Regions from separate parts of the Mus musculus genome. Here regions 2, 3, 4, 5, 6 and 7 are each linked to region 1. A link is a loop called in an ENCODE intact Hi-C map of the cell type or tissue named here. Cell type or tissue: heart. All regions are shown on one strand. Region 1 holds the start of Septin10 (septin 10). Region 2 has its middle 26 kb from the start of Gm40670. Region 3 holds the start of P4ha1 (procollagen-proline, 2-oxoglutarate 4-dioxygenase (proline 4-hydroxylase), alpha 1 polypeptide). Region 4 overlaps Gm40670 (a long non-coding RNA gene). Region 5 overlaps Micu1 (mitochondrial calcium uptake 1). Region 6 overlaps P4ha1 (procollagen-proline, 2-oxoglutarate 4-dioxygenase (proline 4-hydroxylase), alpha 1 polypeptide). Region 7 overlaps Septin10 (septin 10).

Region 1 (4,000 bases):
TTCTTATCCATACCCAGTATTATTCTACCTTGAAGACAAATAAGCCTTAGCATTTCTAGCGCGAATTATTTTACCCAAATACATTGGACTTCGGTCTCAGTTTAAAGGAAGATGAGTAGCCTCTAAGAGACCTTTCCTCCTCCTCCTCCTCCTCCTCCTCCCCTTCCTCCAGTGTCGGTTTAGCATCCCTGAAGGAGGGAGTGGTGTGAATGATCTGGGTTCGGAATCGGATTTTGTTGAGTCGTGGCTTCATCCGTCCACTTGAGCTGCCCGAGGCTTTGCGACCTGAATCTTTTGCTTTGCTTCCTCCAGTCCATCCCTCGGGGACGTGGTGGTGAAGTTCAGCTCCGTCTTCCACGACCGGGGAGAGTTTGTGAGTGATGTGTGAGGGGAGCACCTTTGAAAGTCTCCAGCGCCCACCCCCGCGGGCGGCAGGGCTGTCTCCATCATCTTCATCCAGGGCTCCCACCAGGTTCTTTATCTCCTCTGCGATGCTCTCGCTCAGATACTGAGAGGCCTTTCTCCCGCTGTAGTCCCTGATGTCTACATCTGCGTCGTAGGCCCCCACTAGTAACTTCACCACCTCTACATGCCCATGCATCGCTGCCAAATGTAGGGCAGTGTAGCCTCCGCTCGACTTGGCATTGATGTTCACTGGCAGCTGGTGTTTGGTGGCAAAGTTGACCAACATGGCCAGGAGCTCTTGCCTGCCGTGCTTGGCGGCCCAGTGGAGACAAGTGAAGCCGGTGATGAAGTCTCGCTTCGAGAGCAGGCCGGGCTCACAAGTGAGCAGCCCTTCTAGGCTGTCCCACTTGCCCTCGGAAGCTGAGAGCATCCAGGCGTGATCCAGGGGATCCAGGGTAACCGAGGCCCCGACGCTGCTCTCCTCTTCTGCGGACGAAGAAGCTAACGATGCGGTATCGGAGTCGCCCCCTCCTCTGCTGCGACCTCCAGCGTTACCGTCCCCAGGACCCACGCTCCTCTTTAGTTGCGGGGAGCTGCCCAACACCAGGTCCCGAAAGTTCTGACGGGCCGACCTGGGTGTGTTTGGCCCACTAGGGGAACTGCCCCCTTCAGCCTCCCCCTGTGGAGGGAGTTTAAGGTTCTCGCTGGACCCGGGACCCGACGCCCAGGACACGGCCTCGACCTCCTGTGGTGGCGAGTCCTTACCTTGGGCCCCACCTTGAGCAGGGGCTGGAGGCTCTTGGTCGCTCACTTCGCCACCCAGTCCGAGAGACAACTGTGGATTTGCCTCCTGGAGCTGGCTGCCCTCGCAAGGCTCCGCTGCAAGGTCCGGGACTTGAGGCTCCTCAGTCACCTCGATACGCGGGGGCTCTCGGGGGAGCTTGGCCTCAAGCGGGGGGGAATCCCCCGTACAGAACCTTTTCTTGAGATGCACATACTTGGTACCATCCGCGGGATCGGTGCGCACGGTGGCCACGGCATTGACCAGTTCCTTGAAGCGCTCGCGGGCGCGGGTGCGCTGTTCGCGCTGGCCACCCAGGACGTCCCTGAAGTGTTGCACCAATTCCGAGTGTCCCGCCCGGCCCCCACGCTCGGCGAGGAAGCGCAGGATCGCCTCCGAGCTCAGCTCCAGTGACCCCTCCATTCACCGCGGCTCAGCTTCTCAGCCCCAGGAGCGCTCAGCCAGACACCATGGCCGGACGCCTGGAGGACCCGGAGAGCGGCTTGGGTCTCAGTGGCTGGCAGCACGCGCGATCCCAGCTTTGAAGAGTCTCGAGTCCCGCGAGCGCTGACACCGCCTCACTGGGGCCGCGTCCCAGTGGACACGCCCCGCCACACCCACTTCCGCTCGGGACTCAATCTCGGCGACAGTCCCCGGCCCGAGGCCCCGCCCACTTCCGGGCTCCGCGCGGGCTCGCAGCCACTGTTTCCGCCAGTGGCGGGAGGCGAGGGACCCAGAGCTTGGCCTCCGAGGCTCACGTTTCCACTCACCCTCCCCACACACTTGGCTTTTCGTCAAAACGCCCGGTGGGGCACACCCGGGAGAAGCTCGCCCCGAGCGCGGGAAACCCTGGTAGTCCCTGGCGCGTTCCCGCAGCCCTCCGCCTCGGCCCCGCCCCAGCCTCTCAGCAGAGGCCGCCCCGCCCATTAACGGCTGCGGGGCGCCGGGCACGCCCCTTGTCCCGCCAGTTACGCCCAGCGGGTCTCTCTCTGAAGCGGCCCGGGACCTGTGTTTGCGTCCAGCCTGAGACCACCGTTTCCCTACGTCCCACCAGGGCTATGGCCTCATGCGACGAGGTACAGCAGCTGGTGAGCCCCGCGCCCTTGGGTTCCCCGAGCCCCCGCCCCGCCCCGCCCGGTCGCCTCTGGGCCAGCGAGATTGTGACCGTGCGGCTCCGGGACTCCGCGTGTCGTGGAGAGGGGGCTCCCTGTTGCCCCAGGGCGAGGGCTGAAGAGCTCTGGCGAGCGACTGCATGTTGGGGAAAAGTTACATTTTCCAGGCTTCCTGGTCCTGGCCAAAGCGGGGTGGTGTAAATGAAATCCAGGATGATGATCGATGCCTATCACTTTGTAACGGTTTTTTTTTTCCTTTTCCCCGACTTAAATCAGGCCTTGGAATCCGCCTGATTTTGTGCAATTGTGTACACGTACATGGCTACTGACCGGAAAGTCGGCTTCCTTAGATTTTCCAAAGCTCGCGGGTTTACTGTAATGCTTGGCGGTTTTGTTTGGCTTTCCCGTCCCCTTGTAATGAAAAAAAAAAAAAACAACAAAAAAAAAACAAACAAACCACTTGACCGATCCAATGTTTTGTGCGGTTCAAATAACTTGAAAAACTTATCTTAGTTGATATAGGATATAAGCCATAGTTATCCGAGAGGTCATACTGTTTTCATAATACCAATCTCTTGTAATCTTGCTTTTGTTCCCATCATTTTAAGATTGTATGTGGAATCTTCCAGTTGTCGCAGGGGGTAGAATAGATTCTATTTCTACTTCCCTAACAGCTGCACGCAGTAAATTATTTTTCTCTACTTTAAGAAACTCTAATATTTCCCTTATCCAATATTAATGAAAGTAATCCTCTTAACTAACTCTATTGAATCCTTTGGCATTGGTAGTATTTTTGTCGGATTCTTAATCTCAAGCAACATTTCCCAAATAACTTTCTACTTACCTGAAACAAGTGACTCTTATTATTATCTTCCTATGTTGCATTTTAGTTGTAGAACTTATTTCAATAGACTAAAATAAAAATAATGAGAAATAGATAAATGCTATAATTTCTGTGTGAAGTTGGTTCGTGATCATTGACATGAAAAAAAAATCATAGTACCTAAGCTATTCGAACCTTAATGGCTGTCCAGTAAACCTATTCTCATAAAAAAGTATTATCATCCATTTAGTGATTTATCAGTACCTTCTAATTCTTTAGCATGATGAAACTTTGATTTCTTGTTAGATATATCCACACTAATACAACTTATAGGTCTCTTCCCCCTGAAATATACATTGGACACAGTAACTGCATTCACATCTGTCACCCATATTTGCCATGATGTCTACCGTGGGTAAATTTTTCGATATTTACATGTGAATGGAGTTTCACCATATTTGGAATCTGTTTATTGCTTCACATAGGAAGAGGTTTATGTTGTGGCTCATATACTTTTATAGAAAGCTGAAAACAATGGAATTTCTATTTGTAGTTACTAGAAATGGCATTTATAGGTGAATTTCTGCCACGAGGGTCCGTGTTCTTCTTAGCAACAGTTATACTTTTATCAGCTATTCTGTGCATCCGAGACATCTCAGTTGACAAAGCTGTGTTACTGTTAAGCTGTTTGTTTCCCCCCATCAGGTAGTCGTTGAGAATTTCTATGTGCCACTATGTCCTTGTTTGCTTCTATTTAAATGCCATTCTACATGTAATTGTATTCGTTACCTTCAAAGATAAGTGAAGGTACAGAGACTGTAACTTCATCTGGAAAAGTCCTAGTCTTAGGTGTTCTGGAATAGTGCCAGTTCTCTTTCT
Region 2 (4,000 bases), 71 kb before region 1:
GCATACTTTCCATGTCCTGTACTGCCAAATGGCAATGTAGGTACTCCTGTTCTCATACCTGGTCCTACTATCTGCCTTTTGCATACCTGCTGTGTCCTGACACTGCCACCTGCTTATGTACCTGCTGTGTCCCACTGCCAACACGTAGTGGGACAAGCACACCTGTTTGAATGTTGGCTGTGACTACCACCACACATTGCAGCATGGATACACCTGTTCTTTGTGCTTGCTGTGTCCCAACCACCAGCCAGTGCTGGCTTTGCATGCCAGCTAGGTCCAAAGCTACCATTTGGTGGTGCAGGCCTGCCCATTCCCTTCTGCTGTGTCCCAGCACTACCATGTGGCCGCACACGCGTGCCAGTTTACATACCTAGTGTGCCTCATCAATGTAACACGGTGGCACAGCATGATGGGCCATTCATAGATCATGTCCTGACACGGCCACATGGAGCAATGCATAAGGCTGTTTGCATACCTGCCATGTCCTGTGCCATTACGTGTACGTGATGGCACAGAAATGGATGTTCATGCCTGTCATGTCCCAGCTCCCACCACTTCACAGAACCCACATGAGTGTGCACTTGCCATGCTGCGATTTTGGCATGTGGTAGCACAGGCAGCCTGGTTCCCATGTCTGGATGCCGGATGTATCCCAGTGCTGGCATGGTGTGGCCCAGGCTCACCAAGTTCCAGCACCACCACTTGGTGGCAAAAGCACACCAGCTTGCCCGCCTGCAGTGCCCTGCAATGCTTTATGCCATGTGGTTGTGTGGCCACTCTTGTTTGCACACCTGTGTGTCCTAGCAGCCTGGTAGCACAGGCATGCCTGTTTACACAAGGGCTGTGTTGTATGACAGTATGTTACACCCATTCTCACACCCACTGCCACATGAGGTCTGGGCACATCTGTTCCCATGCCTGTTCACACGTCTGTTGTGCCCCAGGGCCAAATCATGATGGCTTGGATTGATTTGTTTACATGCTTGCCGTGTCCCAGTATTACCACATGGCAGCCTGGGCTCACTGTTGGTATACACTATTTCCTAATGCCACCACATGATGGCATGGGCGTGTCCATTGACCATATTCCAGTACTGGTATGAGGAAGCCTGGGCATGCCTGTTCACACATGTGCTGTGTCCCACTGCCAGCATGAGCACAGCTGTTCATACCGTGTTCGATCCAAGTGTGGCCACCGGGCAGCACAGGCAGGCATGCCTGACCACACTCTGGCACATTTACACGTACCCTCCGGGTGATGACTTGGGCTTGCCAGTTCATCCACCTGCCATATCTAAGCACCATGATGTAGCAGTAAGGCCATGACTGCATGCACACCGGCTGTGTCCCAGCACTGCTATACAGCGGTCTGGACACGCCTGTTTACAAGCCTGCTGTACTTCAGTACTACCACAGGACGGCATGGGCAAGCCTTTTGGCAACCATGCCATGTCCCAGCGATGCCACATGGTGGAACAGATGTGTAAACACATGTTTACACACTTTACATACCTGCCGTGTCCTAGCATTGTCCCTTGCTCATGCAGGACCATCTGTTCCCACATGTCTCTTGCCACATGATGGCCTGGGCATGCGTGTTCATATGCCTGCTATACCATAGTGCCACCCTTGCCAGCCTGTCCATGCCTGTTTGAAGACTCCTGTTTGAATGTCTACTGTGTTCCAGCACCTCTGCGTGGTGATACAGGCGACGCATGGGCTTACACGTTCATATCTACATTCATCCCAACACTGCCACGTAGCAGCACATGCATGTCTTGTTTGCGTGCCCGCCACATCACAGGGCTACTATGTGGAGGCACCGGCATGTCTGTATGCACACCTGACAGTCACACACCTCAGCATGAGGCAGCTTAGGCTTGCTGGTTCACAGGTAGGCTGTGTCGGCTTCTATCGTGTGGCATCCTGTGGACACCTTTTTGCACACCTACCATATGCCAGTGCTGCTATGTGATGGCATAGGCATGTCTATCTGCACACCTGCCATGTTCCAGCACTACCGTGTGATAACCCAAGCATAACTAGCCACATGCCTGTCATATACCAGTGCCACCACATATTGCCCTGGGTTTTCCTATTTACGTGAATGATATGCTCTAGCCTACTTTGTGACAGCTGGGACCTCACTGTCCACAAGCCTGCCATGTCATGTCCAACACCACCATGTCACAGCCCAGGCACGACTGTGTGTATAGACTGTGCATATATCTGTTGTATTCCAGCACCTCCATGTGGCAACCTGGGCTACCTGTTCACACATGTGCCATTTCCAAGTGCCACCACAAGGTGGTGTGGGTTCACTACTCTACATTTGCTAGCTCCCAACACCATCTCGTGATGACAAAGGCTTGCCTGTTTGCATGCCTGCTATGCCAAAGCTTCACCACAGGGTAACACTAGCACACCTATTTGCTGTGTCCCTGGCCTGCCACACTATGGCCTAGGCATGACGGTTCATATATGTGCCACCTGTTTGCACAGTTACTGTGTCCCACTGCTGACATTCGGTGGTGCTGGCTTGCCTGTCCCAGCACCAGCACCTATCAGGGTTGGCATGCCTGTTCACATCTGTGCTGTGTCCCAGTGCCTCGATGTGGAAGTGTGGTTGTATCTATTGGCATCTCTGCTGTATTTCTGTGTAGGGCACTGGGCACGAGAGGAAAGGCATGGAACTGGTGAGGTGGAGCATATTGAAACCCCGGAAATCTGAGACAGCAGAAGTAGAACTACTCCATGCCTGCTTTGGGGCACATAACCGCAACCCCCAACTAAGATGATCACCGGTAGTTGGTCACGTGGCACAGCGCCTGGAACTCTCCCCCATGCAAACAACATCACCAGCATCTTAGCCTCAGTCAATAGAATGTATCTACCCCACAAATTCCATCCCATTCTCCAAGGCTTGTATAATCCCTGTCCGAATGGAATAAAGTACACAAACTATTTCATCAGGGATCATCTGAGACTGGTTGTTTTATTGAGCTGTAACACTTGAACGAGGGCTCGCTCTCCCAAGCACACACTCATCTTTGAAGCTTGGACCCACCTGCCTGGCCAGACTCCTATTGCTCACAGAGACTCACATTAGAGTGCTGGCAGCCAGCATTGCAGCCTCTGCACAGGACTCAGGACTGATTACACCCTGTGCTGGCCACTGGAACCTCTTTATTCCTTTTCTAAGAGCTGGAACACACCCAGTATTCCACAGGGCACCAGAGCCCTGTGGAACCAATTCATCCCAGACTCAGCCTCTTCTGTCTGACATACAGCAGTGTCTGATGCCCCAGAAGGAAGGGGCAGACTGCAGGCTCCACCCACTCTGGACTTTGCCCTGCCTGTGAGCCGGTGTACCAGCATCCCACAGGAGAGGTAGAACCCGGAACTGCACTTTTGTACTGCTGTGTGTGGCCTGGCTGTGCTTGGTCTTGCCGTGTCCCAGGGTCACCATGTGATGGCATGGGCACCCCTGCTGTGTCCCAGCATTGCCATGTGGCAGCCTGAGCATGTCCCATGTGCTATGCTATATGATGGCACAGGCATGCCTGTTTGCACATCCACCATGTCCCAGCACCACCATATGGCTATGTGGGCAGGCATGTTTGCACACATGACAACATGTGGTGGCACAGGCACATGTGCTCTATTGGTTCCGTGTTCCCACACGGGCCTGCCTGTTCACATGCCTGCAGTATCCTGGCTCACCTGGCTCACTGCCTGGCTCACCTCTTCATACCCAGTGCCTTGCCGTGCCCAGTACCACCACATAGTAATGTGAATCTTCCTGTTCTCATGCCTGCCGTATCACAGTGAGGATACATTACAGTATAACTTTCCACACCTGTGACGTGTCCCACCACCATCACAGGGCAGTGCCTGCATACCTGTATGCATGCCTGCTATGTCCCAGCATGGCAGCCTGGGCACACCTGTTTACATATCTGCCGTATCTGAGTCCTGCAGTGCGGTGGCCTGACAGGCA
Region 3 (4,000 bases), 100 kb before region 1:
AACCACAGCTTGTCAGTCCATAACTCACTCTGTAGTAACAGAAAATTAGTGTCTCCTCACCAAAGCTACAGCTCTCCTACAACAATGGTGATACACAGGAGAACTAAAGCTTTGCTTTCTTTCCTCTTCCTCCTCCTCCTCTCCCCCTTCTCTTCTCCTCCTCTTCATCTTCTTCCTCCTCTTCCTCCTCTTCTTCCACCTCCTCCTTGGTTTTTTATTTTGTTTTTGTTGTTTTTGGTTTTTTGAGATTGAGTTCTCTATGTAGCCCTGACTATGCTGAACTCACTCTGTAGACCAGGCTGGCCTCGAACTCACAGAGATCCAATTGCCTTTGCCTCCCAAGTCCCAGGATTAAAGACATGTATGACCACCACTGGCTATAAAGGTTTTTCAATTTTTTTTTCAATATTTATTCTTTACAATTACAAGTTGTATCTGGTTTTCACCTATTTTACTAGCTGAGTTACAAAGTGACAAAATGCCCAAGCCTTTTATCAAAGTCTCAGCTTAATTTCAAAGTAAAAAAAATTCAGTATAACAATGGAAATAGCTTCATCCACCTAAAAGAGAAACAGTAGACCTTTTCTTAGTCTGTAAATCCAAAAAGCATCTGCCCTCAGGAAAAAATTAGACACAATATTGCAAAATCAAACTGTCATGACCTTTTAAAGTAAGGAACAAAAATCTATGCTTCCTACAAAAGGAAAAGATAAAGCTTCTAATTCATATTTAAGGTTCTGAAATGACACTGACGGTCTAAAGTTAAAGAAAATCAGTGGCTGAAGAAAAAAAAGAAAGAAATCACGACTATTCCTATTTCAAATCAAGATAAAAATATTCAGAGCGTGTTCACTTTCAGCTTCTACTTCCTGCTTAAAAATCTCTTTTCTCCCTAGAAATAATCAAAATAACCCTTTTGTGTCTTTTTAAAGTTTAATTTCCAATGTTCCTGCTACGCAGGAGTAATTTTTTTATGCGATTATTTTAGGAAAAGACTAAGTTCCATTCATAAGCTTCATCTAAACCTGAGAAGGGAAACGAGGTTTTTTTTTTCCCCCTCAACCTTAAAAAAAAAAAAGTTGATGAAAGAACAGCGTTGCCACGTCTCCCCCCTCCCCCACTCACGTAGTGGCTATTCCATCCCTCCAGAGTGCATTCCAAGGAAAAAGTCCAAGAGCCATGGCTCTCGAGTTAAGTCGAACCTGGCAGGTTCCTTTTAATTAAAAAAAAAAAAAAAATCATTTCCTAAAAGAGAACCCAGGAGCTTGTCTATCCCTTTCTGTGGAGGCTCTTCCCTATAAACCACGGTGCAATACCCCAAGAGTCCTCATTTTGGATGGTCAGCTGAAGATGTTAAGTCCGAAAGCCTGCCTTTGTACCAAATTCCCACTCTCTAGGAGAAACAACCTCGTATTTAACCGTACCATCCTTCCCCACACTGAACATCCATCTGGGGTCAATCACAAAATTCAGTTTAAAAGTCTCACACAACCATAGAAGGTTTGGCCAAAATGGACTGACTTGTTGACCCTGCAAGAGGAGGGGAGCGTGAAAGACGAAAAGGGAAAGGGGATCATCAGGGTGAGCTGAACCAGAGGAGGTGGGCAAGATTGGAAACCAGGAGGAAAGAAGGAGCAGAGGGAGAGAGAAATACAGAGACAGACGCGTGTGTCCTTAAGTGATTCACTGGGATGAAGAGGAAGGAAGAAGCCAGCTTCCCCAACTGTGAATGACAGCAACTTCTCAGCTAAACTCGGCGCCCCGGGCTATGTCTACTTGCTGAGACAACGCCGAGAAGCGCAACAGACAAGTTCAGTCCTAACTTCTGAGTAGGTCCCACTTCCCAGCTTTACTTTCCAAAAGTGAAAAGGAAAAAGAGAAGAAGAGCGATCGAAACGGAGAGACTCAGCCCCCGGCTGCAAGCGCTGCCTGCTTTCTCCACTGCCACATGCTAACCATCTGCGGCTCGGGCGGCCCAGACCCCCGCCCGTCCGCCCTCGCCTTCCCCCGGCTTAGTGGGGCGGACGAGGTACCGCTGCACAAGTCATCAGGGAGGCTGGCTGCCCGGGATGGAACATTCAAGAAGGTCCTAGTGCTGGGGCGGGGCGCAAGCCGCTGCTGCCGCTCCGGCCAGAGGCAGGACGGGGGTGGGGGGACGGCGAGGGAAGCTGGGAGAGCGCCGGGGCGGCCTGACTTCGGGGGTGCGGGGCCGGGTCCTCTCGGGGAGACCCGGGGGCGGCTGTGAGAAGGGCTGAGCCCCACTCCAGAGCGAAGGGACCCCGGCTGCCCGCGGGGACCCCGCATCCGTCTCCAAGATCGGAGGAGCGCCTCACCTGGATAGCGGGCCGGGAGGAAGGCGACAGCTCGGCTCGGGTCAGTCCTGTCGCCTGCAGTCCCCGCTAGCTAGCTCCCTGCCGCCCTCAGCCTGCTGGCAGTGCGACTGGGCAGTAGAGGGAGCCAGGCGTCCCTTTTATATTCCCCTGCCGCGCCGGCGCGCCGGAGAGGGGGCGGCCGCAGCCCTCGCTACGTGCGCTCTGTCACACCAGCTCCCGCGCCACTGCGCAGGCGCTTGCGGCGAGCCTCCCACCCACCCGGGAGTCGCCCAGGCCCGGGGTGTTCCAAGCCTAGGCTGGCCCACGCGAGGACGCAGTGCGCCTGCGCAGAGCTCCTGCCACGCCACCGTTCCCGTGGTTACCATGGGGCTTCCACCACCACCCCCGCCCGGGTTCCTGTAGGATTTAGCGCCTTCATTTCAGGGTCAGCGGCGGGTCTCAGAGCCATCGAAGCCATCAGGAAGGACAGTTGTGCAAAATTAGGAGAAGTTTATAAGAATTTAGGAAATAAAGTGGAGGTGTGGAGTGGGAAACAAGACGGTGTATCCGGGGTGACTGTCGGGGCTGGCTTGGCCCACAGGGGTTTTTGCTTTAATAAGCGTCTTTTTTACACTTTTGAACACGAGGATTTCGCTTAATCTCCCACCCGCATACTTTATGGGTGAATAATAGATGACAATTGAGTGTCATCTGAGGTTAAATCCTAACCCACTCTGTATAAAGTTAGATTTTAACTTCCCTGTATCTTGGGTGCTACATCTGCAAAGAAGGAATACAATATTATCTGTTCCCTAGGCCCTAGGCTTGCTGTGAGAAACAATGAGACAATGAATGAAAAAGCACTTACTTAGCACATGCCTAGGATTCAGGAAGAGCATGGAAACATATAATGGGGCTGGGGAGGGGGTGTACCAGGATGTTGGGTTTTGAGCATTTACCTAACATGGAAAAAAAAGGCCTTAGACTTTATTACCTAGCCTCAAACAAACCAGCACAGAAACAAGCATCAACAACAGTAAGTCTGGAGATGTGGCACACACAGCTAAGATTTCAGTTCCCAGCACCGTGCTGGGTGGTGGCTCACAACATCCTGAAACCCCAGGTCGGGCAGATCAACAACTCTGGGCTTCCAAGAACACCGGTATTTAACCACACAAGACACATACGTATAGTTAAAATGAATAAAATTAAATCTTTAAAAAAATACTACTGAGCACACTATATAAGGCACGAACTGTGTTTGAGTTTAGTCTTGATCTAAAAGAAGAGAACCTTAGTTACTGGCAATAAGGACAATGCCAGAGATAATTTACTTCCTGTCAGGGAAAGAAAGACTTTTCTAACATTTGTTACTCGTTTAAAACTGTAAAGTTTTCCTTGCTTGCTAAAGTATGGAACTGATTGGCACTTATCTGGGACAGAGAGACAAAGAGCTTCAGGCGTCTGAAAGCAATGGTTTCTAAAAGTGTGGCTCTGTGGGTCTAGTCAGGAGCAGTAGAGCCAAAAATGTTTTTGTAGGACGATTTCGATTCTTTTGCTATAATGACAACACAGTTGGATTTTCCAGAGACTTCTGCTCCTTTGTCATGGTTTAAGTGTGAGGCATATCCCAACCAGGCCACTAGTAAGAGAATTTACAGAAGAAAAACAAAAAAAGCAAAAAACCA
Region 4 (4,000 bases), 56 kb before region 1:
TCCATAACATTTGAGTCTTGAGTAGATGGAATACGGGTTGTTTAGTAGGTGACTATTCTTCCTACTGATGTGGCTCTCGGGTCATTGTTTTTGTTAATGCTTGTGTTAATTATCCATACTTCCTGTGTTTGTCTGCTTCCCATCACCGTGACAACATATCTCCGATAAGCAATGTCCTTGACTGCTTAATGACACATGCATCTCATGACCCTTTCTTAATCAAATTTATATTTTGTTAGCCTTGATGAGGGATTTGCATATTGGAGCTGTAGGGTCCAGGCTTCCTTGTTCTTGCTTCTGTGTTCAGCCAACACACCACGATAGTAGTATGTGGCTGAGGAAATTGCCCACTTTGACGTGGCTAGAAGGGAAAGACATAGGCTGGAGAGCTGGCTCAGCAGTTAAGAGCACTGACTGCTCTTCCAGAGGTCTTGAGTTCAATTCCCAGCAACCACATGGTGACTCACAACCATCTGTAATGAGATCTGATGCCCTCTTCTGGTGTGTCTGAAGACAGTGACAATGTACCCACATACATGAAATAAATAAATCTTAAAAAGAAAAAAAAAAGAAGGGAAAGACATGGAAAGACGAGAGACCATGGTGCCCATATTCTTCCAAAGGGCAGTTGCCTATAACTAACTTCCTTCCACCATTATATACTATGCCACAGGCTGCAGACCAAGACAATGATGCTTACCAAAGTGACACCACTTTTACCAATGTCTACTGTACTATTCTTTTGGAATAGTCTAATCTATCCCCAAGTCTGACCAATATTCTTTACTGTTTTTATGCTATAATTAGCATACTATTCTGAGGTTAGGATTTGGAATATGAATTAGAATCTAATGAGATAAACTCATATGAGATTAAAAAAAAATCTCTTGTATGAAAAGTCCTAGCCTGCACACTTCTGTTTTTCACTAAGGAAAACCCAATGAGTCGATGACATTATAGTAATGTAAAGTGTGGGGTTTAGAAGTCAAAAGATATAGCCGAAAGAAGGAAAGCTATGAGCAAATGAATTGGCTATGAAATTTAGTTCAGGACTTAGAAATCTGAGAAATCTAAACCCCAACTATTTTACTAATAAGAACCCTGACAATATTACATAAAGTTAGATACTAAACGCTAAGGTTAGAACAAGAAAGGAGAAACTACTACAGGCTGAAGTCCCTCAGCATGAAGCCAGGGCTCTTCCTTATATATGGCTTGTTGTTTGTGGTTTTTTATGTGGTGTGTGAGGAGAGGCAGGACTGTGTGTTAGCATGTTAGTATTCCTTCCAAGCTCTGCCCAACAGTTACCTAGCAACAGCCAGGTAGGAGCCTGGCTTGTTATAAAAAAAGAACTGTTTGGCTTCTCTTCATTCTCTCTGACCCTTTTCTTTCTCTCTAGCCTCTTTCTCCCTCTCTCTCTTCTTCCTCCCCCTTCCGTGTGTTTCTGGCCACCCTCCCCCCCCCCCACTTTTTGCCTCTACTTGCTTCTCAAACCCCCTTCCCATGCCCCCAAATAAACTCTATTTTATACTAGACCCGTCATATGACTGATATCTCAGGGGACCCAGTAAGGCATCCCCTCCCACCACACCATACTGCACTTTACAAAGCAGATCACTGTGTCCAGACCGTGTTTGTACAGTCAAGTGTCAGAGGGCATGTTGCATAAAGTCTTGAAAACAGAGCAAGTAGCAACTGGTCAGTTTAAGCTGTAAACTGGGCTAAACGTGGCTGCAAACCAGTGATTAAAGATGAAGGAGTATAATACAGAAAAAGAGGCTAGAGAGCAGAGGAGGAGTCAGATGGCAGGTATGTGTGAAGCACTGTTAGGAAGAAGAGGGGAAACTGATGTAATCCTATTTCAATTAAAAACACTTCAAAATAAATACTTTTAGGTGAAGAACTAAAGGACAGGTGGTTTGGATTTCCTGTGTCTTCTTTTGAATGCCCTGGGTTTTTTAATTTGCATTAGTTAATTAATTAATTATTAATTAGCATGGGCCACAGTCCACCCGAAATTGAGGACTGCTTGTAGAAGTCAGTTTTCTCCCCCTACCATATCCGGGGTCAAATGTAGGTCGTCTGCAGCCTTGGCACCGTCCTTGTTCGCTGTTTATTTATAAAACGCCATGACCAAAAGTAACTGGAGGAGAAAAGGGTTTATTTCAGACTGCAGTTTACAACGAAGATATTATGAAGGAAAGTCGGGGCAGCCTCAACTGAGGAAATGCCTCCACTAGACTGGCAGGTCTGTGGGCGGTGCTTTCTTGATTAATGATTGATAGGTGATGGTCCCACCCTCTATGGCTGCTTCTACCCCTAAGCAGGTGGTCCTGGGTTGCATTAAAGAGCAAACCGAGAAAGTTATGAAGAGCAAGTCAGTTGAGGCTTCCTCTTCTCAGATGACTTAAGATCGTATCAAGTTGACTAAGAAAACAAAACTCCTAACGAACACAGTAGTTTTAATACAGTGAGCTGTTTCAAAAGCCTTTTATCTGTTTTTTACAACCCTATATTCCCATGGGACTTTAGGCTCCAAGCTTGCCAGATTATAAACCATACTCATTTCCTTATCTTCCACCTAACAGATATTTTCTCTGTATAAGATGTATAAATATAAACTGATTTTTATATGTTTACATATGTATATGTGTTTATATAGAATATGTAATGTATACATGAATACATTTATGTTATATTATACATTTAACATATTGTATGCAGTATATAAACTAATATTTAATAAATGTTAGTATTTAGTGTCTTCTGTAAAATATATTTATAAAAAATAATAAAATAAGCTGTTTTGAACAGAATATATATATAAGTATATAAAATATACTGATTTCAGTCATTTTTTTAAAAACCTGGTACCCAATACATTACGTCCTGCTATTGTGTGACCACTGGTCAGCCAGCAGCAATGGGCTCCTTCTCAAAAGGGTCACAAGGTAGGCTTTTAAGCATAGAGACTGATACTGGTTCAGGCAGGTTATCTACTCCTGAGATCAGATCTCTCAGATCAGAACATTTAGATTAATTATTTATAGAGACAACTACTCAGCAATATTATGGGATAGTGTACAAGTACAATCCAGTCACAAATGAGAGAAAATTGTCAGGTGACTTTGTGACTCCCAAGAAGAAATAGAACTACATGCTTTTGGTCAGCTCAAGCAAAGGTCCTCATTCAAAATGTTCGGAAAGTAAAGCCAAAGTCATTATGGGATGGCTTCTTTCTCCAGTATTCCTCGTATAAAGAAACTGTCTCCAATTACACGTGGACATTTCTCCTCGAGATTCCTATACATCATTCCGACTCAGCAGCAGTGACTGAGCTCAGTGACATGGTGAGTGGCCGTGCTGAGTCTTCTAAGAGCTCATCACTGTCCATGGCTGCCAAGACTCCCTCAGAGACAAAAGGATAGGCAGTGGGATCTGCTTTTGGAGTTCCTGCTGTTTTCAAGTTTCCCGTGCCTGTGCTCCACACTGTAGAGAGAGTATCTTGTTCTGTATGGACATGGCACCTGTCAATAAAAATCTAATGGCCTGTGGCTTAGGCAGGGAATTTGCTGGGAAGCTGTGAGGAGTTGGACACGTGGTACCTGAGCATGGGTAGCCAGCCAAGTGGAAGAATGTAGATTAGAGTAAATGGGTTATTTTAAGTTATGAGCTAGTCAGAAAGAGCTTAGCTATATGGCCAAGGTCTTCGTAAATATATTTTGAGTCTGAGTTGTATTTCTAGGAACTCGGGGCCGGGAGGAAGAACCAGCCCTAAATTCTATACCACAGGCTCCAGTGTTCTTAGGGTTTAATCCTTCACCATATTCTTGAAGGAAAGATGCCGCCAAGTCTTCCAGTTAAGCCACTCCCTTTGGGGTTCCCCTCCCTGCTCTTCCTACTACCTCTGTAGGCGCCACCACTGAACAAACAGGTAACACCAATAGCAACATCTGTAACCTCTATGGACTGTCAGGTGTTCACGCTCATTTGCAAGTAG
Region 5 (4,000 bases), 510 kb before region 1:
CTTCCTTTTCTCTTGCTTTAGAAAACAAACGGGCAAATAGAAAAAAACAAAACAAACAACAAAGAAAAAGCAGAGAAACACAGACAGACACACAAACACACACATATACCATAAAAACACAAAATTGGAAATCATAACGTATAAGCAAAAGCTTGGGCAAAGGACTTGCCCTTAAGAGTGGCTCATATAACCAATGAAACTCCCTTGGAGAAACAAATTTTTCCTTTGCCAGCAGTTGTCAGGTGGAGACAGCCTCTGAGTTAGGTTTCTGAGACAGGGACTCTGCCTCAAGAGGAGACCCACAGGCAGATCAGATGTGATCTGTTTCAATTAGTTTCCAGAAGCACATTTTGAAACATTATTAGGCTTAACTATCTTGTAGGATGTGGCTTCTCTTGATTTAGAACACCAGGGTTCTCATTGTAGGTCACTGTGAATCCTGTGTGCCAGTCCAACCTTGTTTTTGTCTTTTTAAGCAAAGTCATGCTCAAGTAAATACATAAGGCACCAGCCATGGAATCCACAATGTGGGCACTGCACGAAGGGCTTCGGTTACAAAGAAAGGTAAATTTAAGTAGGGAAGGAAGCAAAACGAGAAAGAAATGTGGGGCAACAAAAGGAACGGAGAACTCAGGATGGAAACCTCTTGGGAAGATGCAAAAATGTCTCTCAGAATTTCTCAGGAGGACAACATGGCACCAACTCCGATGTCACCAGTTTATTAATACCCTTCAGTTCAAGCCCACAGTGTGAGGAAAGAACAACTCTAGCCACTGACCTCTGACAAAGACAGACAGACAGACAGACAGAAAGACACACACACACACCCCTCTGACAATTTCACACACTGTAGATAGTATGCTACTCCCATGTCCGTTCTTACACCCCTCACACTGCTGTCAATCCCCCATTAGAAGTTTCTTTCCTACATTCAAATCTTTTTGGTTTGTCTACTGAGTGTAACCAGGGCCATCTGTGTGGTCTCAGGCTTAGAGCCATCTGTCAGACTGGTGGATTACCAGCAAGTATACAACTAAACACAATGGCTGCCAGTTTCCTTTTGTTGTTGTTTTTTGTTTTGAGACAGGGTCGGTCTCTCTAGTCCTGGCTGTCCTGGAACTCCCTGTGTAGAGAAGGCTGGCCTCAAATTCACAGAGGTCCGCCTGCCTCTGTCTCCGGAGTGCTGGGATTTAAGGTGTGCACCACCACCACTTGGCTTGTGTCAGCCTTCCGAGAGGGGGATGCTTTCCACATTTTTAAATAGTTGAAAGTTATCAATAATATTCAGTTCCCAGCACTCATGTCTGAGGCTCACAAGCACCTGTAACTCCAGTTCCAGGGGACCCAATGCCTTCTTCTGCCTCTGCCAGATTCCTTCACACATGTGCACATACCCACACACAAATATACACACACGTACGCATAAGTAGAGATCTTTTTAAAAGGAATTTCATTTTTAGTGGCAATTTGAATAGACAATTCACAAAGAAGGCCAAAGAAATGGCCACCAATTCTGGGAAGAGGCTTAGCATCGTCAGCTGTTCGGGAAGCAGGAAGCCAAGTGTTCTGACCAGATATCATGAGCAAGTGGGAACAGGATCCCTGCCCAGCCAGACTGCGCTGGTGCACTGCCGAGAACCCACTGGGAAACGGTTTGGCTTTTATATTGTTTCAAGTACTAATTTTATTTTATCACCCTTATTTATGTGTGGTGAGGCGCCCACCACCGTGAGTGTGGAGGTCAGAGAAGAACTCTGGGAGTTGCTCTCTCCCACCATGTGGATCCCAGGGGTCAAACTCAGCTCACCTTGTCTGGTGACAGAAGCCTTTACCCTCTGAGCCATCTCACTGCCCTGGTTTGGCAGTCTGGAATCAAGGTTACATTTTCCTGGCAAATATATTCCTAGGTATTTAGCCAAAGAGAAGGGCATATGAATTTCAAGGTGGCTTCTATCAATGAGAACAAACAGGTAGAAGCAAGGAAACCGTAGCTGGATAAATGGTGCCGCCCATATGAAAGAGCACCACTTGACTGCAAAAGAACTCTGACTTCTGATGCAGATGGATATATCAGGCTAAGTTAAGGAAGGCAGATGCAGCCAAGCATACATTGTTACTTTGCCATAAGTTGTTTTAAAGTCAGGCTGCCTTCAAACTGTCAATGCTCCTGCCTCTGTAATCCCTAGGACTGTGATTCGAGGCTATGCCACCAACCTGCCTCCAAGAAATAATTTTTCATGTCCTCACTTACGTCATATTTCAGAAATATAAATCGATAGTGACAGAAATCAACTCACCAGTGGCTTGGAATTGTGGGTGACGTTACCTAGTGTGGAGGGCACTATCGGTTGGTAGAAATGTTCTATTTCTTGATTTGGGGGGTGGTTACAAAACTATATGCATTTGCTAATAATCATGGGACTATTTGTTTTACATGGGCACACTTTATCACATACTTATTCAGTAGGACTAATTTTTAAAATGTACTGTTTTGGGAAGCCAGGTATCAGGACAGTAACTGGAAGACAGGGTGGATGAGACAGAAGACACATAGTATGGCAGAGGCAGAGGAACTGAAGCCTGTGGCTTGCCACATTTTCTGTTCTCTCCAGGGAAGGTTCCACAATGAGGAAGAAAATGACCAGGTGATATAAGAGTACAAGGATTAGTTTCCTGTGGCAACTTAGTTCCTAAGTTTGAAGTTTCAGAAAACATCCCTTTTCTAAAGCAATGTTTCATTTCGATGAAAAATGCAGCAGGGGCAGCAGGCAGCGCTTGAGGAGCTGTTTGGTCTCCACTGCTCTGGCAGGGGGACACGACTAGCTGATAAACCTTATTCCATAGACCAACATCATCAATACCAAACAATTCAGCAAAGAAATTCTGATGTAAAAGCAAGCCTGAAATAACACTCACTTCTTCCACAGGAGACCGGTACTTGCAGTCACTGCAGATGCTCCCAGGAACGCCACCAGCATCAATCTTCGTTTGGTCTGTGTGGGCTGTGATGCCCCATGGTACCAGCGAGAGCCCACAGCTAGTTCTGCCAACGCAGAAAGGGTGTTAAGACGAAACATCCTGTGGACAAATGATAGAAACGTCACTTTTAGATGCTGCCGGTGGTGACGATAATGATCATGATGGTGGTGGTGGCAGCTACATCACCAAACGCTGATGAAATACTATCAGACACCATACTGTTTTGCAGTTAATTGGCCTCAGAACAACTTATGAGAACAGAGCTACTACTTAACTACTTATAACTCAAAGGAATCAAAGTTAAATTTGAAGACAGAAACTACGTGCTAAGTTAAACAGAGAAATCCTGATCTAAAATACAGTTAATTCTAACAGGAGGGTTAACCAGATGTAAAGAGATGGCAGCTCAAGCAGCCATGGATTCCAGGCCTAATGGAGAGCATCCAAAGGGGCCAGCCCAACCAGGGATGATTCCCAGATCTTATGGAGAGGACAAAACTATGGAAACTTGGGAATTTTACCGAGGTATCATATCAGCAAAATGTACTAGAAAGCCATTTTGGGGGAATGCCAGGAAAAGCCACAAGAACTCATGGCAGGAGAATCTGTTGGTCAGGCACTTGGATCAGGGGAAGCTCCTGAATGTCCCACTGAGGTGCGAACAGCACAGAAGTAACAATGAGAGCACACAGAATCAGAAGGGACAGCTCTCCCCCTGCACGCCCGGCTCCTGGTGAGAAACAGGAAATTTAAAGGGAGAAAGTTGCTCAAGTGTGACTCGCGCCTGAAAATCCATGGGAGAAAGCAGTGGGGTCCAGAGCTTGAAGCTAGACGGTGCCACATTGTAGCTGGAAGTTCTTGCTATTTCATGCCTTAATGCTGAGAGGTGCTTCCATTAAAGCCATTGAAGTTTGATTTAACCCTTTCTCACTGCTAGCCCTGGGAAAGCTCCCTCCCTACCAGATTCTTTTCATGTCACAGTTAAAATATAAATACTAAAGAAAGAAATTCCTTCAATGCA
Region 6 (4,000 bases), 110 kb before region 1:
AAATGTTAAAACCTAAGACTTACCAATTGACGTAAAAAACCCTGGATGGGCTAAAGACTGAGGAAGTAGAATCGCCATCATTAAAACAACCCAGATCATCTTGGGGAACTTCACAGGTTCACACACCTATAAGAACAGCAATAATTAGTTTCCAGGCTGCCCCTAGAATTGATGTTAATTTTTACAAATCAATTTAACAACTAATTCATAACTTTAATAAATTTAGGTGCTCCATACTATAGAAAAACTTCAACCCACTTGTTTTCCCGTTATCACAAGCAGAGCAACTAAACAGTTGTGGCTTTTTAAAAATAATTCCTTTTTATTATTCTTAATTTTGTGTGTGTGTGTGTGTGTGTGTGTGTGTGTGTGTGTGTGCAGTGATGAACACATGAGTGTGGGTGTCCTCAGAGGGCAGAGGCATCAGATGTCCTACAGCAGGAATTATAGGCAGTTGAGAGCCACTAGATCCAGTGCTGAGAATAGAACTCAGGTCCTCTGGAACACAGAAGGTGTTAACAGCTGAGCCGTCTCTCAAGTCCCAGATGAGGCTTTTTCTGTAGTATGAAAATGTTGTCCCTTTGTCTAGCTCTAAAACATGAATGTCTCACAGAATATACTTTAGAGATCACCAATACACTTTAAAGATGTTAGAAATGATTTAAAAGAAAAAAAAAATCAGAGTTCTTTAATCCTTAAAATTTCTAACTTAACCCATCTTTCCCAAGTATGGTTCTAAACTTGAAAGTTTGAAGTTGTGGAGGTGATAAAAATGGAAGGTAACTGACTATTTCATAACTGTGAAAGTGCTGAATCATGAATGATGAAAGAGATGGGACTGGATTAGTATATTAATTAACCATGAATGAAGCTATGCTCTTTTTTGTTTGAGACAGGATCACATGTATCCAGACTGGCCTTGAATTTACTATCTAGCCAAGGATAACTGTGAATTCCGATCCGACTGATAACTGGGATTTCAGGGATGTGCCACCATGCCCTGTTTAGGTGGAGCTGGAGATGAAACCCAGAGCATAAGCCAGTCCTGTACCAACTCAGCTACACTCGCACCTCTAATGCTACTTAAGTTGTGGAGAATACCAAAAGAGCTTTGTACATTTAAACTAGTAATTTCTCTTAAAGATATAGCTTTGAGGGCTAGCTTTAGAGGAGAAAGGTTTTGCTATTATTTTGCTTTGTTGTTGTTGATGTTAGGAAGGGGTAAGGGAACACTTTTTCTCTTACTTCTGTGTTCTATGCTGAAAAATAACAAATAAAGCCACCCAAGCCTTGTACACAGCCGTGACCCTCCCCCTCCCCCCACGTTCAACCTGGCAGCAAAGCTCTTCTTGATAACTTTTGTTTTCTTTTTTCATTCTTATGTGTGAGCTGCATATGCTGAGGTTGGTGTCCGAATCTCCCTAATCACTCATCTACATTACTGAGAGGCAGGTTCTCTCAGCCAAACCCAGAGCTCACTCATGTGGCTAGGAGTCCCTGCAGCCAGCCTGTCATACCCACTTGGCATAATACCTGCACTCTGGGGGACTGAACTCTGGTCTTCACAGTCTGCTAACCACAGAGCCTCTCACCACCCCTGCCTCCTGTTTCCTCTGCCCCAGTAGTCTTTTCCAGTGAGGACTGCTCATCATAATGAGGGTACTGAGAACCCACTGAAAGGCTCCGCCTTGCTTTACATACTAACTGACTCTTCCTCCTCCCCTACCAAACACACAAGCTTTCTCATTGCTTTAAAACAGAGTGAGTTACTACCACAGGTTGGCTTGTCTCAGAAGCAGGTTACTATCTGTTAGGTTGACTTGCCAGCCTGTTTTGTAGACACTTCTCTAATCTTTCTAAGCTGTCTAAACTAACAGGCTTCAACAGAGGCCGACTGAAATCCACAAAAGTTGAAAAGAACCTTCATCTTCTCCTTAAGTTGAATCGCAATGAAAAAGTTCACCACAATAAAATGGCATTTTGGAAGAACTCCTATATCTCCTCTCTCCAATTTGCTACAAACTTCCAGATACTTCCAGAACCACACAGTAGTGAAACACAGTTTTTTTGGCTGCCTTACAGTGATCTGGGGAAAGCTTCTAGAATGTAGCAGATGCAGGCACTTCCTCTCTTGAGCTCCTGCCAAAGCACAAAGCTTTTTCAAAACACCAGGCTGTCTGAAGAGTCTAGAATTCTCTCAGTGTTTAATCAGATTTCTGCCATAATTTTCTTGGTGAGTAAATGCTATTTCCAGAAAAAAAAAATTATACATGCCTTCAATATATTAATACAAGGCTAGTTACAAGAATTAGATAATTTTTTAACTTTGATGATAAAGTTTAGATCTGTCAGGTAAGAACATTTTTATTACTAAAATATATTGTTATTAGAGATTCTTTGTTACCTGCTGTTTTCTTTAAACCTCACAATAAACCAAGAATCATTAGCTTACAGAAATAACTAAAAAGCAGCTCTAAAGTGGTATTTTTCTTCCAGTAACTGATTCTTTTTAAAACTTTTTGCATGGTTCTGATCTACCATGATGTTGGGAATCAAGCCCAAGTCCCCTGTAAGAGCAATAAGTGTGCTAAGCTGCTGAGCCATCTCTCCAGCCCACCCATCCCCGTTTTATTTTATGTATATGGATCCTTTGCCTGTTTGTCTGTGTGCCACCTGTGTGCAGTGTGTGCAGAGGTCAGAAGAGGACATCAGATTACCTGAAACTAGAATTTATAGCCGGAACTCAAAACCCAGTGCCTCTGGAAGAATAGCAGTGCTATTTAATAACTTCCGAGCTATCTCTCCAGCCCTGAAAACTATACTTTAAAGCCTATATAAAGCCTCAAAGCTCTATTAATGTGAATATGTCTGCTTCTTCAAAATAAATTTTACAAAGATCTAATAGCCTTGGCCAAGAGTGTAACAAAATAAGTTGCAAAGTTTCTCCATAACCAAAACAGTGTAACAAAACAAAACAAAACAAGCTGGGAATGCATAAGCTTAAAAATAAGAATACAGGTGGCCATACGATGGCTCGGTGGGTAAAGCCACTGGCCAACAAACCTAATGAGGTGAGTTTAACCCTCAGATCCTCTGGCCTCTGCAGGCACCTGTGCACATACATGCACACACGCGGGAATACACATGGGAACACACACACACACTCTCTCTCTCTGTCTGTCTCTCTCTCTCACACACACAGACACACCCACACACACCCACACACACACACACACCCACACTTTAGTGTGTGCAGTACACGAAAACCATTTAAACTTGCACGTTTGTAATCCAGGCATGTAGGAAGCTGAGACAGAAGAATCAGCAGTTCAAACCCAGCTTGGGTCACAAATAGTGAGAAAGTGTCTCTAGCAAAACAAAAGGGAAAAAATTAGTAATGTAACATAGTTTTAACAGCGTGAGAAAATATGCAGAAAATTCATTCATAAAGATATAGGAATAAGCTTTCTCTCACACTTCTGCTTTTTGAGTTATTGTATGTACAAATGACATGATGTACACGTGTGGAGGTCAGAGGGCAACTGTACAATCACTTCTCTCTTTCAACCTTTGCATGTACCCTGGGGCGCAAACACAGGGCCTCAGGGCTGGGTGGCAAGGCCACCACACACAAAGCCATCTTGTCATCTCCTATCTATGTGTTTTCTGGATGTTTCATGTCTGCCGTATCAGAACCATCTAAAGGTCTGGAATAAACAGGCAATTTGTACACATTTCATGAGCTGCTGATGTTGCTGGTCTGGATACAGAAAAACATTGAAATCACAAAAACAGAACTCTCTTTAAAATGGGCTTTTCTCTTCAATTTTTCTTCTGGAAAAACAGAATCACGCAACTGAATGGTTCCTCTAATCTGTTTTAATACTATGTCTCATTTAGCCACACTCACTGAACAACCTAAGTGGCATGTTAATAGGGAGACATAGCTTTATCAATCACTTGTTTTAACACAATGGTTTTCTTAATTATAATGCCCTAC
Region 7 (4,000 bases), 55 kb after region 1:
AGACAAAAGTGGATTTTAAACAAATATAACAGAATATATATTGATTAAACATATATATTATATGTATATAATATATATATATATATCGATTAAACATAATTTTTTCTTTAAGTCAGTTTTTATGTTACCAAGAGTCCATCAATGTCCCAAGAGCATCCCTTTGACTAAAGTAGAACTTTTATATCAGTTTTGATTTTATCCTAGGAATTTTCAAATCCTTTAATCATTATACATATTCCATCTTTACGCTTTATCTTTCACAAACCTTTATCACTTACATCCCTTTTGTGTTTTTCTGTTTATTAGTTCCTTTTTATGTTCATTAATGTCATAAAGAATGAAAGGAAAACATTTACCAGATTATATTGGTGGAATAATGTGATCTAAGGTCCACAAAAGTATAGTTTTGTCTGTTGTAAATCCTGGGCACCTGCTGCCACTGGGGTCTTGTAAAGACTCGATTCAAAAATCCCATGGGAAATAAATATACATACAGCCTGGCCTCATTATAACATTGAAGCCATTAGACAATTTTAAGTCCAAACCAAGCATTTCTTCTCTGGTAGCTTTTCTTTATTTCTGGCTAAAAGGAACAATCAACTATTTTTATCTCTGGTCAATACCTACTCCAATACACAATGTAGCAGACAGTGGTAGCTCATCTGTCAAGTTGGTTTTGAAGAGCTACCTTCTGACATTTTCAGACTTGAAACTGTCTAATGGTTTCTATGTTATAATGAGGCCAGGTTGTGCATATATTTACTCTTCATGGGATTTTGAATTGATGTCAAGCATGGAAATGTTAAAACGGACTGGGTACAGGAGCAAACCCTCAGAAATGGTACCCAGTTTATAGCCTTTTTACAAGTTGAGGTTGTCCATTAGGGGAAGAGAGCCTGGTCATAAGGAACTTTTTTTTTAGTTTTCTTTTCTTTTCTTTTCTTTCTTTCTTTTTTTTTTTTTTTTGGGTTTTCGAGACAGGGTTTCTCTGTATAGCCCTGGCTGTCCTGGAACTCACTTTGTAGACCAGGCTGGCCTCGAACTCAGAAATCCGCCTGCCTCTGCCTCCCGAGTGCTGGGATTAAAGGCATGCGCCACCACGCCCGGCTTCCGTTTTCTTTTCATCTGTAGAGTGGATCTAGCTGTTAAAATTTAAGATGCTGTTCAGAGGCCAGGTTTCTCTGTCCCCTAGTATTTCAGAGTATCTAGGGCATACTTACTCTAATTTTCTGGATGCATCCCATGGAGTGTCTGAAAAAGATACTTCTGATTCCCATAAATAAAGGGAAGGGAAATGAATCAGTGAGGCGGGCAGCACCCAGGATAAGGTGCCCTGTGACCTGCGCAGGCAGTACCTTCTACATCCCATGCAGTCCCCCTCATAGAGGAACAACCCTCGAGGCCTCCTCAGGGGCTCCTTCTCTAGGATCCAGCTCTGCTCTTGGTCCCCCGAGTTGACCAAGCTGGAGTTAACCATTACCACCTGTTGTTGTTTACTGCCTTAATTTTGGGGCCCTGTCTCATGACCCTCCTATCTTTAGATCTTGTTTTGGGGATTCTGGGTCAGGTCAACTGGGACCAGGTGTGAGCTTATGAGGGCTCTTCTCATTGAAACCATCACAAGGTTCTTGATATAAACTGATGCTTGCTATCCAGTACTTTATTAGTATGACTTTCAAACCTTTCTTTTCTTCTTCTTCTTCTTTTTCTTTTTTTTTTTTCTATGTGCAATCTTTATTTGGAAAATAGGGTTGCTTTTTAATTTTTTGGTTGATATTCTTGGTAATTTTCTTCTGTACTTTTGTGTCCCTTATTTTTAATGAGTGTGAATTTGAGAATCTTTATTAAATAGGTTTTATAGAAAAAAAAAGAGGCAAGAATATAAAAATATTTAGTAGACAGTCAAAAGTTTTGTTCCTGAGTCTATGGCCTTTATGTATTGGCTCAATCACATAAAGTGATTAACTTTAAAATGAAAGTTTCCAAGGCAGTTCCAGGCTTTTCCAGGAAGCATGGCCAGTAGCATAAATGAGTTGGGTGGGGGTGAGAGTGTTGTTTGGCTGAGATGGAAATGACTCCCGTGTGAGTGCTGCCACATAGTGTCAGTTATGGGAACTGTTTGTTTGCTTCACAGCTTCAGGCCAAATTTGAGCACCTCAAAAGAATTCATCAGGAAGAGAGAATGAAACTTGAAGAAAAGAGAAGAATGTTGGAGGAAGAATCGGTTGCTTTTGCTAAGAAGAAAGCTACCTGTGAGCTGTTCCCGAACCAGTCATTTTTGGCGTCAGGTAGCAGCATTAGGAAGGACAAAGACCGAAAGAAGTAAGAGTCCTGCTACCCTGTCCCGGTCCCTGCCCCTCACCATCTGTCTCCTTGCCCTGCTTGCTCTTCTTTACTTGCTTCCGCACTGTCTGCTCCTGCTACCAACACTACCAAGACTCCGCCCTGGTCACCACTGTCCTCGCAGCAGCTAGAGTAGCACCTGCCGTGTCTTAGGGCTTCAGTATTTACCAGAATCAAGAGAAGCACACGAATAGCAAGCCTCACAGCACATAAGGGTTAGGTGGGGCAGGTGGGTGGAGTCGCTACCGTTACTTCACAGTCCTGCCGTTACTGCTCAGTAGCACCATGAGTTATTTTATATTTATGTCTCCATGGAAACTGCATACTGATGGAGAATCAGAGTTAAGTACCTTATTGATGAAACTTTAATTCTTGGGCTCATTTAAACGTATTTCTACTAATCATTGATTTTGTGAGAATTTGTTATTTTAACACGGGAATCAGGTATCAGCTGGATCTCCTGTGCTTTGAAGTCAGAGCTGGTGAGAGAATGATGGATGTGAGGAATGAGAGGAAGGTAGAATGAGAGGGCCACAGTAGGGTCAGGGGGTGAGTAGCAGATGATCTCCAGCTCATAGCTTTGAGATATGTGTTAAAGCCACAAGCTTTTGAAAGTAAGTTTACTTTCTTATTTGATAATTTCATTCAGTGTTTGTGCCCTTTGTTTTATTCCTCCTATTTTAAAATATCCCTTGTCCACTTTACTGTTTTTACTTCACGAAGCCTGCCATGCCTTGTTCTGTTGGGAGGCCTTGTGTCATAGGAGGCTGAGCTCTGCTGTGGTCCTCACAGAACAAGCTCCTGCTTCAGGGAACTCAGTGCCTACATCTTGTGTAATTATTTGGTGAAAGAATGAATGTATAATAGATGTATTTTGATTGAAGTTTTGGATTTCAAGATGCAAATTATAAATAGAATTTATTACTAGTTTTACTGTGCTTTGGATTAAAAAGATGAGCTTTTCAGTTTGTTTCTTCAGTGTAGTCTAGTATAACAAGATAAGATTCCCCCACTTTCCCATATATATCTCCCCATCACAGTTGTCATCGGGCTCTCCTTGAGAGCCTTGCTATTGTTTACGCTGTTAGACAAACTGGACATTTTTCTCCTTTCTCCCCTTGTATGCTCGTACTTGGGATTGGGCCTCCAGCGTCCTGTAGGGCAGACAGCATTCTTACTGCTGAGTTGTAGCCCACGCCTTTTTTTTTTTTTTTTTGACATGGAATCATGTATTCTAGGGCAGCTAGAGTCCATACATTTATTATGCTAAAGGGTCTAACCCAGAGCTTTATTCGTGCTTTGCCAGCTGAGCAACATCTCACCCCCAGCCCAAGCACAAAGATCTTTAAGAGCGCAGGACTCATCCTCAAGACAATGTGGCTTGATAATTGTTTTTCTTTTTCAAACTCCCATAGCTAAATATCCTGTATGTGCTGTCTATTTGCTCTTTGTATAAAAGCTTTGTGAAAGTAATGCTTTTGATAATTTTTGCTTCCAATTTTTTTATTGTTCCATTTAAAGGATTTTTTTCTTTCCAGCTCCAATTTTATGTAACACAAGAGTTCCAGAGCACAGATGGCCATCACAGTCAAAGCTGTTTGTATGCATTGAGCTCTTGCTCCTTTTGCCTTATCAGTAACTCAGTTATTATCTAGCA

The links. Peaks named below come from ENCODE experiments on the same cell type or tissue, not always from the same donor. Only the 100,000 strongest peaks of a DNase experiment are listed, where the experiment ranks them.
Region 2: it touches region 1 in a loop (3-fold over the local background); 15 of 42 quality-filtered maps call a loop at or near these places.
Region 3: it touches region 1 in a loop (2.4-fold over the local background); 3 of 42 quality-filtered maps call a loop at or near these places.
Region 4: it touches region 1 in a loop (2.3-fold over the local background); 12 of 42 quality-filtered maps call a loop at or near these places.
Region 5: a loop joins it to region 1, with 2.1 times the contacts of the local background. A loop is called at or near these places in 2 of 42 quality-filtered maps.
Region 6: a loop joins it to region 1, with 4 times the contacts of the local background. A loop is called at or near these places in 2 of 42 quality-filtered maps.
Region 7: it touches region 1 in a loop (2.1-fold over the local background); 8 of 42 quality-filtered maps call a loop at or near these places.

The regions. Positions count from the first base shown.
Region 1 is chr10:59,219,653-59,223,652 of GRCm38, reverse strand. Septin10 (septin 10) reads left to right here and starts at 2,153. Exons shown (of 10, transcript NM_001024911.3): 1 at 2,153-2,262. The coding sequence starts at 2,245. It overlaps Sowahc (sosondowah ankyrin repeat domain family member C), which reads right to left and starts at 1,731. Exons shown (of 1, transcript NM_172939.3): 1 at 1-1,731. The coding sequence starts at 1,609. The coding sequence ends at 71. In heart, no CTCF peak of the experiment used is centred here; DNase peaks (open chromatin) are centred at 1,202 and 1,842; H3K4me3 peaks cover 3,206 bases; H3K27ac peaks cover 2,232 bases.
Region 2 is chr10:59,291,096-59,295,095 of GRCm38, reverse strand. No RefSeq gene overlaps it. Among named protein-coding and RNA genes, the nearest start is that of Gm40670, 26 kb to the right of the region's middle. In heart, a CTCF peak has its summit at 2,309; a DNase peak (open chromatin) is centred at 2,305; H3K27me3 peaks cover 835 bases.
Region 3 is chr10:59,321,810-59,325,809 of GRCm38, reverse strand. P4ha1 (procollagen-proline, 2-oxoglutarate 4-dioxygenase (proline 4-hydroxylase), alpha 1 polypeptide) reads right to left here and starts at 2,514. Exons shown (of 15, transcript NM_001316371.1): 1 at 2,334-2,514. In heart, a CTCF peak has its summit at 2,433 (motif pointing right); a DNase peak (open chromatin) is centred at 2,539; H3K4me3 peaks cover 2,958 bases; H3K27ac peaks cover 3,522 bases.
Region 4 is chr10:59,275,550-59,279,549 of GRCm38, reverse strand. It overlaps Gm40670 (a long non-coding RNA gene), which reads right to left. Exons shown (of 3, transcript XR_871742.1): 3 at 2,010-2,143. Among named protein-coding and RNA genes, the nearest start is that of Gm40670, 10 kb to the right of the region's middle. In heart, no CTCF peak of the experiment used is centred here; no DNase peak of the experiment used is centred here.
Region 5 is chr10:59,727,035-59,731,034 of GRCm38, reverse strand. It overlaps Micu1 (mitochondrial calcium uptake 1), which reads right to left. Exons shown (of 12, transcript NM_144822.3): 2 at 2,917-3,078. The coding sequence starts at 3,077. Among named protein-coding and RNA genes, the nearest start is that of Micu1, 26 kb to the right of the region's middle. In heart, no CTCF peak of the experiment used is centred here; a DNase peak (open chromatin) is centred at 1,574.
Region 6 is chr10:59,333,180-59,337,179 of GRCm38, reverse strand. It overlaps P4ha1 (procollagen-proline, 2-oxoglutarate 4-dioxygenase (proline 4-hydroxylase), alpha 1 polypeptide), which reads right to left. Exons shown (of 15, transcript NM_001316371.1): 2 at 24-126. The coding sequence starts at 99. Among named protein-coding and RNA genes, the nearest start is that of P4ha1, 12 kb to the right of the region's middle. In heart, no CTCF peak of the experiment used is centred here; DNase peaks (open chromatin) are centred at 1,539 and 2,119; H3K27ac peaks cover 507 bases.
Region 7 is chr10:59,164,826-59,168,825 of GRCm38, reverse strand. Septin10 (septin 10) reads left to right here. Exons shown (of 10, transcript NM_001024911.3): 9 at 2,135-2,322; 10 at 3,882-4,000. The coding sequence ends at 3,897. Among named protein-coding and RNA genes, the nearest start is that of Gm23223, 29 kb to the left of the region's middle. In heart, a CTCF peak has its summit at 2,108; no DNase peak of the experiment used is centred here.